Regions from separate parts of the Homo sapiens genome. Here region 1 is linked to region 2. A link is a loop called in an ENCODE intact Hi-C map of the cell type or tissue named here. Cell type or tissue: heart right ventricle. All regions are shown on one strand. Each heading gives the region's core, and the rest is flanking DNA. Links, peaks and the distances in the headings are about the cores only. Region 1 overlaps EPCAM (epithelial cell adhesion molecule). Region 2 holds the start of BCYRN1 (brain cytoplasmic RNA 1).

Region 1 (5,375 bases), core at 240-5,239, 53 kb before region 2:
GAGACTCCTGGGCAACACAGTGAGACCCTGTCTCTACAAAAAAATTATAAAATTATTTCAGCCTGGCCAACATGGTGAAACCCTATCTCTACTAAAAATACAACAAATTAGCTGGGTGTGGTGGAGGGCGCCTGTAATCCCAGCTACTCAGGAGGCTGAGGCTCAAGAATCGCTTGAACCCAGAAGGCAGAGGTTGCAGCGAGCCAAGATTGCACCACTGCACTCCAGCCTGGGCTACAGAGCAAGACTCTGACTCAAAAAAAAAAAAAAAAAAATTTAAAAAATTAGCCAGGCGTGGTGGTGCACACCTGTGATCCTACATATACTCAGAAGGCTGAGGCGGGAGGATCACTTCAGCCCTGAAGGTAGAGGTTGCAGTGAGCTGTGTTTGTGCCACTGCACTCCAGACTGGGCAAGAGACCAAGACCTGTCCAGGGAAAAAAAGAAAAAAAGAAGGGAAGAAAGGAAGATAGGGAGGGAGGGAGGGAGGGAGGGAGGAAGGAAGGAAGGAAGGAAGGAAGCAAGGAAAGAAGGAACATTGGAGGAATGGGAAGGGAAATCTTAAATGCAGGAAAATTTGATGTATTGGAGGTACAGTGAGAAATAAGGTAGACTGTGACTAGATTTTAGTTATTCTGGGAATGACGTTGGGAAAGGATTGAGAGTGGGGAGAATTTGGTATTGGGAAAGTCGGAAATTAAATTAATCCAGGCATGTGATAAAGCTCTGGAGCAGGGTATTGGCAATGGGAGGGGAGAGGAATCAGCAGCCAAGGGAGGCCAAGCAGAGCAACCACAGCTGGATGGCCACAGGGTCATGTAGGGCAGAGATGACCAAGGGCTGGGATGCCACCACTGCAACATGCCTATAACTGCCATTGGTCACATGCCACCACTGCCCATGGGTGTTTTCTCAACTGTTCTTACTTCTTTCCATCACAAGATTCCAAGTACTATGTGGGGGTGCCTGTGCCCTGGATGCTGAGAGCCATGAGAGGATCTCTGCCCTTAAACTTCTAAAGAGGGAGGTAGAGACCTGGCTCTTACAAAACATGCAGACAATTCTTCCCAAATTGCAGAGGAAATGGGATGCCAGACAGACAAAAGGAGAAAAGGTTCACACTACAGGGCCACACTGAAAGGCTTTATATATGCCCCTCTGGCAGGGGAAAGGGGTACATCTTATGTTGTAAAAAAGTGCTGTGATCAACTTTAGGCAAATAATCCTGGGAGCAATATGAGGTTTGGGCTGGAGAGGGAGTAGATTGTTTATAAAGAGACCAGGGAAAGTGTGTAAGAGAAGGCAGATTAGAGGAGCATTTGTTTCTCGGGGAGGATCACAGGCTCTGGTGACTAAAACAATGGAGGAAGTAAAAGAGAAGGAATTTGGGACTTGGTTCATGGCAATGCCATCAATTGATTCTGAGAATACAAGCCATAAAATATGTTTGTGGATGAAGATGATCAAATCATTAAAAACTAGTTATGTGAAATATACATACTTTACTATAGATCTCAGGAAAAAAGAACAGAAATGGAGATGGTGCTTCTGTTCTCATTGAGCCTCACAGAAGGTAATAAAGGCAAGAAAGTGGATGAAATCCTCCAGGAAGAAAAAGGGAGGAAAAATAGAACTAAGGACAAATCCTGGGAACATCAGTATTACACAATCAGTAGAAGAGGGAAAAAATCAGGAGAGATTCATACCAGTGAAGCCAAAGGAAAAAAAAGAAAACACAGTGGGGTAGAGAATGGGGAAGTCATCCTGGTGACAGGCTGCAGAGAAAGCAAATGATTCAACACCGGGGGAAGAGGATCACTAGCAATTAGCAGGTCAGTGTTGACCTTAGCGAAAGTAGCTTCAGAAGAGACAGGACAGCGTCTAGAAGGCAATGGGTTGAAGAGTGTGCCAGTTATTAACTTATTGCCTCTTAGTTCAAATTCAGGCCAGGTGAATCACCTGAAGTCAGGAGTTCAAGACCAGCCTGGGCCAACAAGGTGAAACCCCGTCTCTACTAAAAATACAAAAAAAAATTTTAGCCAAGTATAGTGGTGGGTGCCTATAATCTCAGCTACTTGGGAGGCTGAGGCAGGAGAATCACTTGAACCTGGGAGGTGGAGGTTGCAGTGAGCTGAGATCATGCCATTGCACTCCAGCCTGGGAGACAAGAGTGAAAACTCCGTCTCAAAAAAAAAAAAACAAAACCACACACACAAACCTAAAAAACAAATTCACCCTTTGCACCTCTCTGTGAAAATGGATCTGAAGCTCTGTCAGCAGAGGGTGCTAGAGAGGCACTGAAAAGGAAGGTTTTGTTTCCTAGCTCTGGTGTCCTGGCTTGACAGGCTCCTGCAGCATCCAGGGCTGCTCCATGATCTGGCTCTTGCAGCATGGGGTGGCTTCTCCAGGACGCTTCTGGGCCTGCAGTGGACAGCAGCCAGCAGCCTCCCTGAGCATCTGTTCCATACCCCACCTGCTGGGGCAATATTATAGGCTGCTTTCCATGTCTGCTGAGACACCTACCTAGGAATAGCTTTCCCCCAGCATCCTAGAGCAGGGGTCAGCAAACATTTCCAATAAACATTTTAGACTCTGTGGGTCATTGGGTCTGTCACAACTACAATTGACCCTGAACATGGGTTTGAATTGTGCGGGTATATTTGAACACATTTTTTTTCAATAAAAGTTACACCCAGTGTGCACCTGCCTCCCTTCTACCTCCTCCACCTCTTCTGCCTCTGCGACCCAGAGACAGCAAGACCAACCCTTCCTCTTCCTCAGCCTACTCAAAGTGAAAACTATGAGGATCAAGACCTTTATGATGATCCACTTCCACTTAACAAAGAGTAAATAGGACCAGGCATGGTGGCTCACACATGTAATCCCAGCACTTTGGGAGACCAAGGTGGGTGGATCACTTGAGGTCAGGAGTTCGAGATCAGCCTGGCCAACATGGCGAAACTCTGTCTCTACTACAAATACAAAAATAATCCGGGCATGGTGGTGCACATCTGTAGTCCCAGCTACTTGGGAAGCTGAGGCAGGAGAATTGCTTGAACCCAGGAGGCAGAAGTTGCAGTGAGCTGAGATTGTGCCACTGCACTCCAGCCTGGGCAACAGAGTTAGGCTCTGTCTCACCCCCCCAAAAAAAAAAAAAGAAAAAAAGAAAAGAAAAAAGAAAAAGAAACCTTTTCTCTACTAAAAATACAAAAATTAGCCGGGCATGGTAGTGGGAGCCTGTAATCCTAGCTACTTGGTAGGCTGAGGCAGGAGAATCGCTTGAATCCTGCAGTGAGCTGAGATCGCACCACTACACTCCAGCCTAGGCCACAGAGCAAGATCCTGTCTCAAAAAAAAAAAGAAAAAACAAAACAAAAAGAAAAAAAGAGGCCGGGCGCGGTGGCTCACGCCTGTAACCCCAGCACTATGGGAGGTAGAGGTGGGTGGATCGTGAGGTCAGGAGTTCGAGACTAGCGTGGCCAATATGGTGAAACTTTGTCTCTACTAAAAATACAAAAATTAGCCAGGAATGGTGGTGGGCGCCTGTAGTCAGCTACTCGGGAGGCTGAGGCAGAAGAATCGCTTGAACCTAGGAGGCAGAAGTTGCAGTGAGCCGAGATTGTGCCACTGCACTCCAGCCTGGCAACAGAGTGGGACTCCATCTCAAAAAAAAAAAAAAAAGAAAAGAAAAAGAAGAAGAAATTTGAAATGTCAAAGTTAAGAAATTCAGTTTAAAATGTTTTATTTCATAGCTCATAAAAAAGTATGTATGTACAAGACTCAAGTAAATAGAAAGGCAGCTTTCAATCACAAATCAGTTTTTCAGATTTTACTGTGGAAGCATATTTAATGCACACATTTGAATGTTACACATAAATAATTTTAACGATGGAGTCCAAGTTCTGGATTTTACATTAGATCTGCATATATAAGACACTTGTGGTCAAATTTCAAGATTGGTAAAGCCAGTTTCAAGCTGCTTATATTTTGAGTACAGGTTTCACTATTACAAATATATGATGTTAAACTAACAAACTCATGACCTTCAAAGATGTCTTCGTCCCACGCACACACATTTGTAATTTGTGTCCATTTGCTATTTCCCTTCTTCTATAATCTTCAAATTATATAGTTATGCATTGAGTTCCCTATGCATCTCACCCATCTCCTTTATCTGAAACAGGAAAAAGCACAGAAAAAAATTCTAAATAATTTTTCAATCTTTTGTTCATTCTGAAAATAGTATTAAATAAAAATGAAATTAAAGGAACACAAGATAATTTTTTCCCACATTTATAAGACTTATTTAAATAAAAAAAGAAAAAGTTATATTGCAAGGAAACACACATTTAAGTGTTTTCAAGGTTCTATTTAGAGACAAGATCGCCAAAGTGACTAGGGCAAGTTGGAGGTAAGCTAGATCATTAAGAATAAGATTTTTATTAAATGCATACTATTTTTAATGCTAGAAAAAATTGATTTACTTTCTATTATCAATCTTTCATTTTACATGTGGGGAAACTCAAGTTCAAAATTAGTGTTTGTCTCAGATCACACAACTAGTTACAGGCAAACTGAGACAATGATAATGACAACTACCACTCTGTTGACAAATATTTTCTTATGTGGCAAGCATGGGACCAACACTTTACACTGATTATGTTTAATCCTTGCAACAGGTCCATACTATCTATTATCCTCATTTTACAGATGAGGAAACATGGAGGCTTAAAGAAGTTATATAATTTTGCCCAGCCAAACCCAGGTCTGTACTGCTCTGCACTGCAACACTACATTGTCATTCTGCCTGTCTGTTACCATTCAATTCAGGGTTAGTCTTCTAGACTTGCGGTCACCAAACCAAATAAACCAGATGACCTACTACAGAATGGGAAAAAAATGCTAGAACTTTCTGGTTCCATTAGACTTTTTCCAATATTCCTTTACGTTTCTATTTTTATTACTTGCTAAAATATTAGTAAGTGGCCCACATACAACTACAAAGACACACAAAAATTGAGATATGTGAAAAATGTTATTGATAGGGTTCAAGGATAAGTGTTCATATTCAATTCCAAGGGACTGAAACACACTAACAATCTGACACTTTGATGTCACACTAGTATAGACTAGTTAGTACACAATAGATTATGACAAATTAAGTTCATATTAAATGATTATTTCACTGGCATAGAGATAATAAATCAGATCATCAGTCACAATGAGTTTCTCCAAGGTGAATCCACTGGAGTATGCCTTCAGAAGATTCTGTTAGATGTTGACTCTTTGTAGAATAAAAACCATAGGCTTCCCATTCCACTCTTCTATGAGGCAGAAAACAGATGGTGATCTGCCATGGAACTCACGCAAGAATA
Region 2 (5,375 bases), core at 305-5,304:
ATGGCCGGTTCAAAATTCATGAGAAAAACATGGAGAGGGAAGGTGGCTCCTGGAGGGAGTGGTGTGGGACCAGTAGCTAAAGGAATCCAGTTTCGGTGAGTTATCTGTACCATAAAGATGAAGTGTCATGAGCCCCTTGCTCCACAAAGCTTGTGGAAATAGAGAACCATGAATTAGATCCAGAGGCAAGCTTCATGAGGAATCATGGGTCCTTTTTTTTTTTTCTTTTCTTTTCTTTTTTGTGAGACAGTCTCTGTCGCGCAGGCTGGAGTGCAGTGGTGCGATTTTGGCTCACTGCAACCTTTGCGTCCCAGGCTCACCTGCTTCAGCTTCCTACAGGCAGGTGCAAGCCACCATGCATGGCTAATTTTGTTTATTTTTTGTAGAGACAAGGTCTCAAGAGTTCTCACTATGTTGCCCAGGCTGGTCTTGGACTCCTGGGCTAAAGCGGTCCTCCTGCCTTGGCCTCCCAAAAGTGCTGGGATTATAGGCATGAGCTGCCATGCCCAGTCTGAGATCATGGGTTCTTTAACTGTACCCTCTTCAGACCTTAGCCCAGTATGGGATATAAAGGAGCTTCTCAGGATAGATTGACTATTATTTGCAAAGGTAATGAGAAGTGAGTCTGTGCTTGGAACAGATACCAGAGAATGCAGCCTCTGTGATGAGATCATCTGGGCCCTGTGAAAGAAACTGTTTGGCAGAGACGGTTGCTTATCAAAGCTGGCTGGGTGTGTTTTGGCCCTGTGTTATCTGTTTAGAGTCAAGGCTGGCCTCAGTGAGGAGCAAAGAGCCAGCCAGTGGGTGGTCTAGCCTCCTGCACTCAAATATGTCTCCCCCAAAAGCTGAGAGTCCCTTTAGAATTCAGTTTCTTTCAGCTATTTCTGCCTGGTTCAAATGTGAACACCCTGTCCTGAATGGTGAATGAATTTTTTTCTTCCTCATTTGGGCTTCTAGTTGAAAACCACACCCTACCAGATGAAATGCAGAAGTGAAATTTGTGGAAAGTGGTCTGGGTGGAAACCCTCCTCTAAATCCCATCTGAGATCTCAAAGGACACTGGTTCTCAGAAGAGCCTAGAAGACAGAGATGGGGCAAGGAGGGGTCTCACAGCTGCCCAACACCAGCCAGCACATAATTTGGGCCAAGATTTGGTTAACTGTGGATTGGGACAAGGTGAAAGAAAACATGGCTCACAAAGGAAGTCCAATGGCACCCATGAGGCAAATGTACGCTGGGCTCAGTTACAGATATGGGGAGGAGCAAGTTTGGAAGTCGCAACTGTCACCATCAGGGAGAGCTGGGGCCACAGCTGGGAGACAGGACCTCTAGTCAGAGCTGCTGGTGCTTCAGGGATGGAAGACTCAGACGCTACAGGCTTGACCTGCCTTCAAGGTATGAATGATGGCAGGTATGCTGAGAAGTTTACTTGCCTCCTGCAATGTTTTCCCTACCTGCTCACAGATGCCTGACATTCCTTTTAACAGGGAACAGGCCTTGTATTACAGAGCAAAAGAGCAAGCTTAAAATGGCCATTGGAGGAGAGACTCATATCTGAGAAAGACAGCAAGAGGGGGAGAATGGTGTGTGTGTGTGTGTGTGTGTGTGTTTGTCTAGGATGGTATAATTTTGCTCAAGGCCATGGAAATAAGAAAATTTGGAGGCTGGGCACGGTGGCTCACAGCTGTAATCCCAGTACTTTGGGAGGCTGAGGCAGGCGGATCATTTGAGGTCAGGAGTTTGAGACCAGCCTGGCCAACATGGTGAAACCCCGTCTCTACTAAAAATACAAAAATTAGCCAGGCATGGTAGTGCATGCCTGTAATCCCAGTTACTTGGAAGGCTGAGGCAGGAGAATCACTTGAACCTGGGAGATGGAGGTTACAGTGAGCCGAGATTGAGCTATTACATTCCAGACTGGGTGACAGAGCTAGACTCCATCTCAAAAAAAAAAAAAAAAAAAAAAGAAAGAAAATTTGGGGTCCTGTTGGTGGGGTGGGAGGAGGGACAGCATCAGGAAGAATAGCTAATGGATGCTGGGTTTAATACCTAGGTGATGGGTTGACCTGTGCAGCAAACCACCATGGCACACGTTTACCTATGTAACAAACCTGCACATCCTGCACATGTACCCTCGAACTTAAAATAAATACTGATTAAAAAAGTAAAAAGAAAATTTGCTTTCTCCCCCACATATAGCAGTAGCAGCAGCATTTCAGAATGGCTTTAACTTCTCCCAGCTTTAAGAAGCTGAGGAAAGCAAGGCCTTTCTTCCAGGCAAGAATATGAAAAGGGGGGGGGGGGTTGTTGCTTTGAGGGAAGTTACGCTTATTTTTTTTTTGTCTTTTGTTTTTTTTTTTCCTTTTTCTGGAGAACGGGGTCTCGCTATATTGCCCAGGCAGGTCTCGAACTCCTGGGCTCAAGCTATCCTCCCGCCTCTTAGCCTCCCTGAGAGCTGGGATTACAGGCGTGAGCCACCGCGCCCGGCCTCTTATTCTCGATTGAAATTCTTTCATAGATCTCAAATTGTCGCTCTGAAATGCAGTACTTCCCTCTGCTGGCCATAGGGTTATATAGCTCATCAAAAACAAGGATGACTCCCAAGTCGTCTCCCTCATCTAAGACTAAGGAATTGACTCAGGACATGAGGTGGGAGATAAATCAAATATAGGATGATTTTCCAACCCTCACACCCCCTCAGAAAACATCCTTGAGTGTCTTTTGGCTCTGAATTTAAATAGGTTTATCTAGCTTCTCCAGCCTGTGCTTAGCCAATTAGGTCACATTGGCATGAATGTGCAAAGAACAATGGCTTGGAGCCCCACCCACCCAATTGCAGGACCTTGGCCCCCTCCCAAAACCTCCCTCAGAGATCCTGGAATACTTTCAGGGGGCGGAGGCTCATGATTTGGGGTTTGGGGCCTCACAGAGAGTCCACCATGTTCTTCTTGCTGGCTTCTGTCCCTACACCATCTCTTGGTTAAAAAGCCCCTCAAGGTCTCAAGCCGGGCGCAGTGGCTCATGCCTGTAATCTCAACACTTTGGGAGGCCGAGGTGGGCGGATCACCTGAGGTCAGGAGTTTCGAGACCTCCCTGAGCAACATAGTGAAACCCCATCTCTACCAAAAATGCAAAAATTAGCTGGGCATGGTGGCACATGCCTGTAATCGCAGCTACTTGAGAGGCTGAGGCAGGAGAATCGTTTAAACCTGGGAGGCGGAGATTGCAGTGAGCCGAGACAGCACCACTGCACTCCAGCCTGGGTGACACAGCAAGATTCCATCTCAACAACAGCAACAAAAGCCCTTGAAAGAAATTTCCCGCTGCTCTATTGTCCTGCCTGAGCCAGAGTCTGCTAATTCTCGAGTCTGCCTCGGTTGCAGTCCTGCTAGTGCCAGTTTCTGTGCAGATGTAGGAAAAAGGGCTCCACAAGAGAGGTGGAATTTATTCTGATGTATTTGTATGACCAAATAACAAGTTACATGCTCTCCATTGCATGGTGGTGTGTTTTGGTTAAAAAGCTACCATATCCTAGCAGGGTGGTGGTGATGTGTACCTGTAGTCCCAGCCACTCAGGAGGCTGAGGGAGGAGGATTGCTTGAGCCCAGGAGTTTGAGATCAGTCTGGAAAACATAGTGAGACCCCATCTTTAAAAAAAAAAAAAAAAGCTACCTTGCTTAGGGGGCTTTTTTCATTCTTGTGAAACTGAATTTCCACAAATTGATTCTGAAATCAGAGTGAATACTCTACTAGTATTTTCTATTTCTTTAAGATGTTTTATTTATTTATTTGAGACAGAGTCTCTCTGTCGCCAGGCTGGAGTGCAGTGGTGTGATCTCGGTTCACTGCAACCTCCGACTCCCTGGTTCAAGCGATTCTCCTGCCTCAGCCTCCCGAGTAGCTGGGACTACAGGCACGCGCCACCACGCCCAGCTGATTTTTGTATTTTTAGCAGAGATGGGGGTTTCACCGTGTTAGCCAGGATGTTCTTGATCTCCTGACCTTGTGACCCGCCCACCTCAGCCTCCCAAAGTGCTGGGATTACAGATGCGAGCCACCGTGCCCAGCCAAGATGTTTTATTCAAATTCTACTTTGATTTTATTTGAGGCCTTCAAAACCTTCCATAATGAAGGCTGGATATATCCCTTAGGATGAGAAATAGAGCCTAAAGGAGATGTTCTCAACATGACTCTCCAGTAAACAGTGGTAGTAAGTACTAGGGTCAAACCTCACCTTGGGGAGAAAAAGGGTGTTTATAGGTTTATGGGCCTTTCTCAAAGGCACACTGAAAAACACGAAACACAGGTCTCATTGTAGAGGCTGAGAAGTGGGAGCATATCCAGTTTTTAAAAGCAAATAAAATACAAGTTATTACTTGTGACACAAACAAGCCGGAACCCCAAGACCCAGAGGTGCTTCTTGGCATCTGGAAGAAGCTGATGCGGTGGCAGTGCTCTGAGTCAGGGGATGCTCAAGGATTACTCCGTAGGCCTTCAGTGATGTGTTTAGTGCTGCAGCGGGAAACTTCACCTCTCTTTTAACCCCAGTCTAAGGCCTCAGCTCAGCTCTGATAGGAGCTACTGGAAGCAAGTGACTTCGCAGAGGACCTAAACTGTAAGAAGTTCGCATTGAAAGCTGGAGCCAAGGTCGGTTTCGTGGGTGTGCATCAGGCATAGACAGGGCCTCGTGCTCAGAAGAGCTCTGTTCAAAAGGGTCCTGCACTGGGGGGCTAATGTTCTATGACACTGTCTTAGAATTCTTTTCTGTTTTTTTGAGGTGGGAGGTCTCGCTATGCTTCCCAGGCTGGACTCAAATTCCTGGGCTCAAGTGATTCCCCCGCCTCAGCCTCCTGAGTAGCTGGGACTACAGGTAAGTGCCACTGCACCCACCTTGTCTTGAAATTCTTAATAATTTTTTCGTTGCATTTACACTTTGCAAGTGAAGTCCAATGGGACAATGCAGCATGCACTGAGGGCTTGGAGTCTTGGCCCATGCGTGGTCTGCCTCTCCCTGCTTCCCTGGAACAATTCTCAGCTGCCTGTTCCCCGCTTCCTGGTTCCCCAGGCCCCACCTGACTTCCCCTTCCTTGCTGACCTCTGCCTGCTGTAAGGGCCTAGCTGTGGGCACAGGGAGAATTGGGGTTGAGCTGGTGTGCCCTATGGCATTTTGGGGAGAGGCAGGGTGGCAGCCATCCTTGCCCTGGGCTGGCAGCGCCATGGTGCCTTTGATGAGCAGCAGCAGGACTGGCCTCTCAGCCATCCCCTAGCCAGGTGCTGAGACTGCTTTGGAATGGAGATTTAATCCCCTGGAGGTCTCCCAGCAGCCATGGGTTGGGGCAGCAGGCCTGTGGGAAGGGAAGATTGACGGCCTCACC

What was found. Peaks named below come from ENCODE experiments on the same cell type or tissue, not always from the same donor. Only the 100,000 strongest peaks of a DNase experiment are listed, where the experiment ranks them.
Region 1: it touches region 2 in a loop (17-fold over the local background); 99 of 110 quality-filtered maps call a loop at or near these places.

What each region holds. Positions count from the first base shown.
Region 1 is chr2:47,385,371-47,390,745 of GRCh38, reverse strand. It overlaps EPCAM (epithelial cell adhesion molecule), which reads right to left. Exons shown (of 9, transcript NM_002354.3): 9 at 3,726-4,174. The coding sequence ends at 4,133. Among named protein-coding and RNA genes, the nearest start is that of MIR559, 10 kb to the right of the region's middle. In heart right ventricle, for the core only: a CTCF peak has its summit at 2,271 (motif pointing right); a DNase peak (open chromatin) is centred at 2,317.
Region 2 is chr2:47,332,429-47,337,803 of GRCh38, reverse strand. EPCAM-DT (EPCAM divergent transcript) reads left to right here. Exons shown (of 5, transcript NR_110208.1): 2 at 4,778-4,870. It overlaps BCYRN1 (brain cytoplasmic RNA 1), which reads right to left and starts at 2,489. Exons shown (of 1, transcript NR_001568.1): 1 at 2,290-2,489. RefSeq lists enhancers at 560-854, 1,042-1,131 and a silencer at 3,009-3,058. In heart right ventricle, for the core only: a CTCF peak has its summit at 2,572 (motif pointing left); DNase peaks (open chromatin) are centred at 2,498 and 2,877; H3K27ac peaks cover 2,076 bases.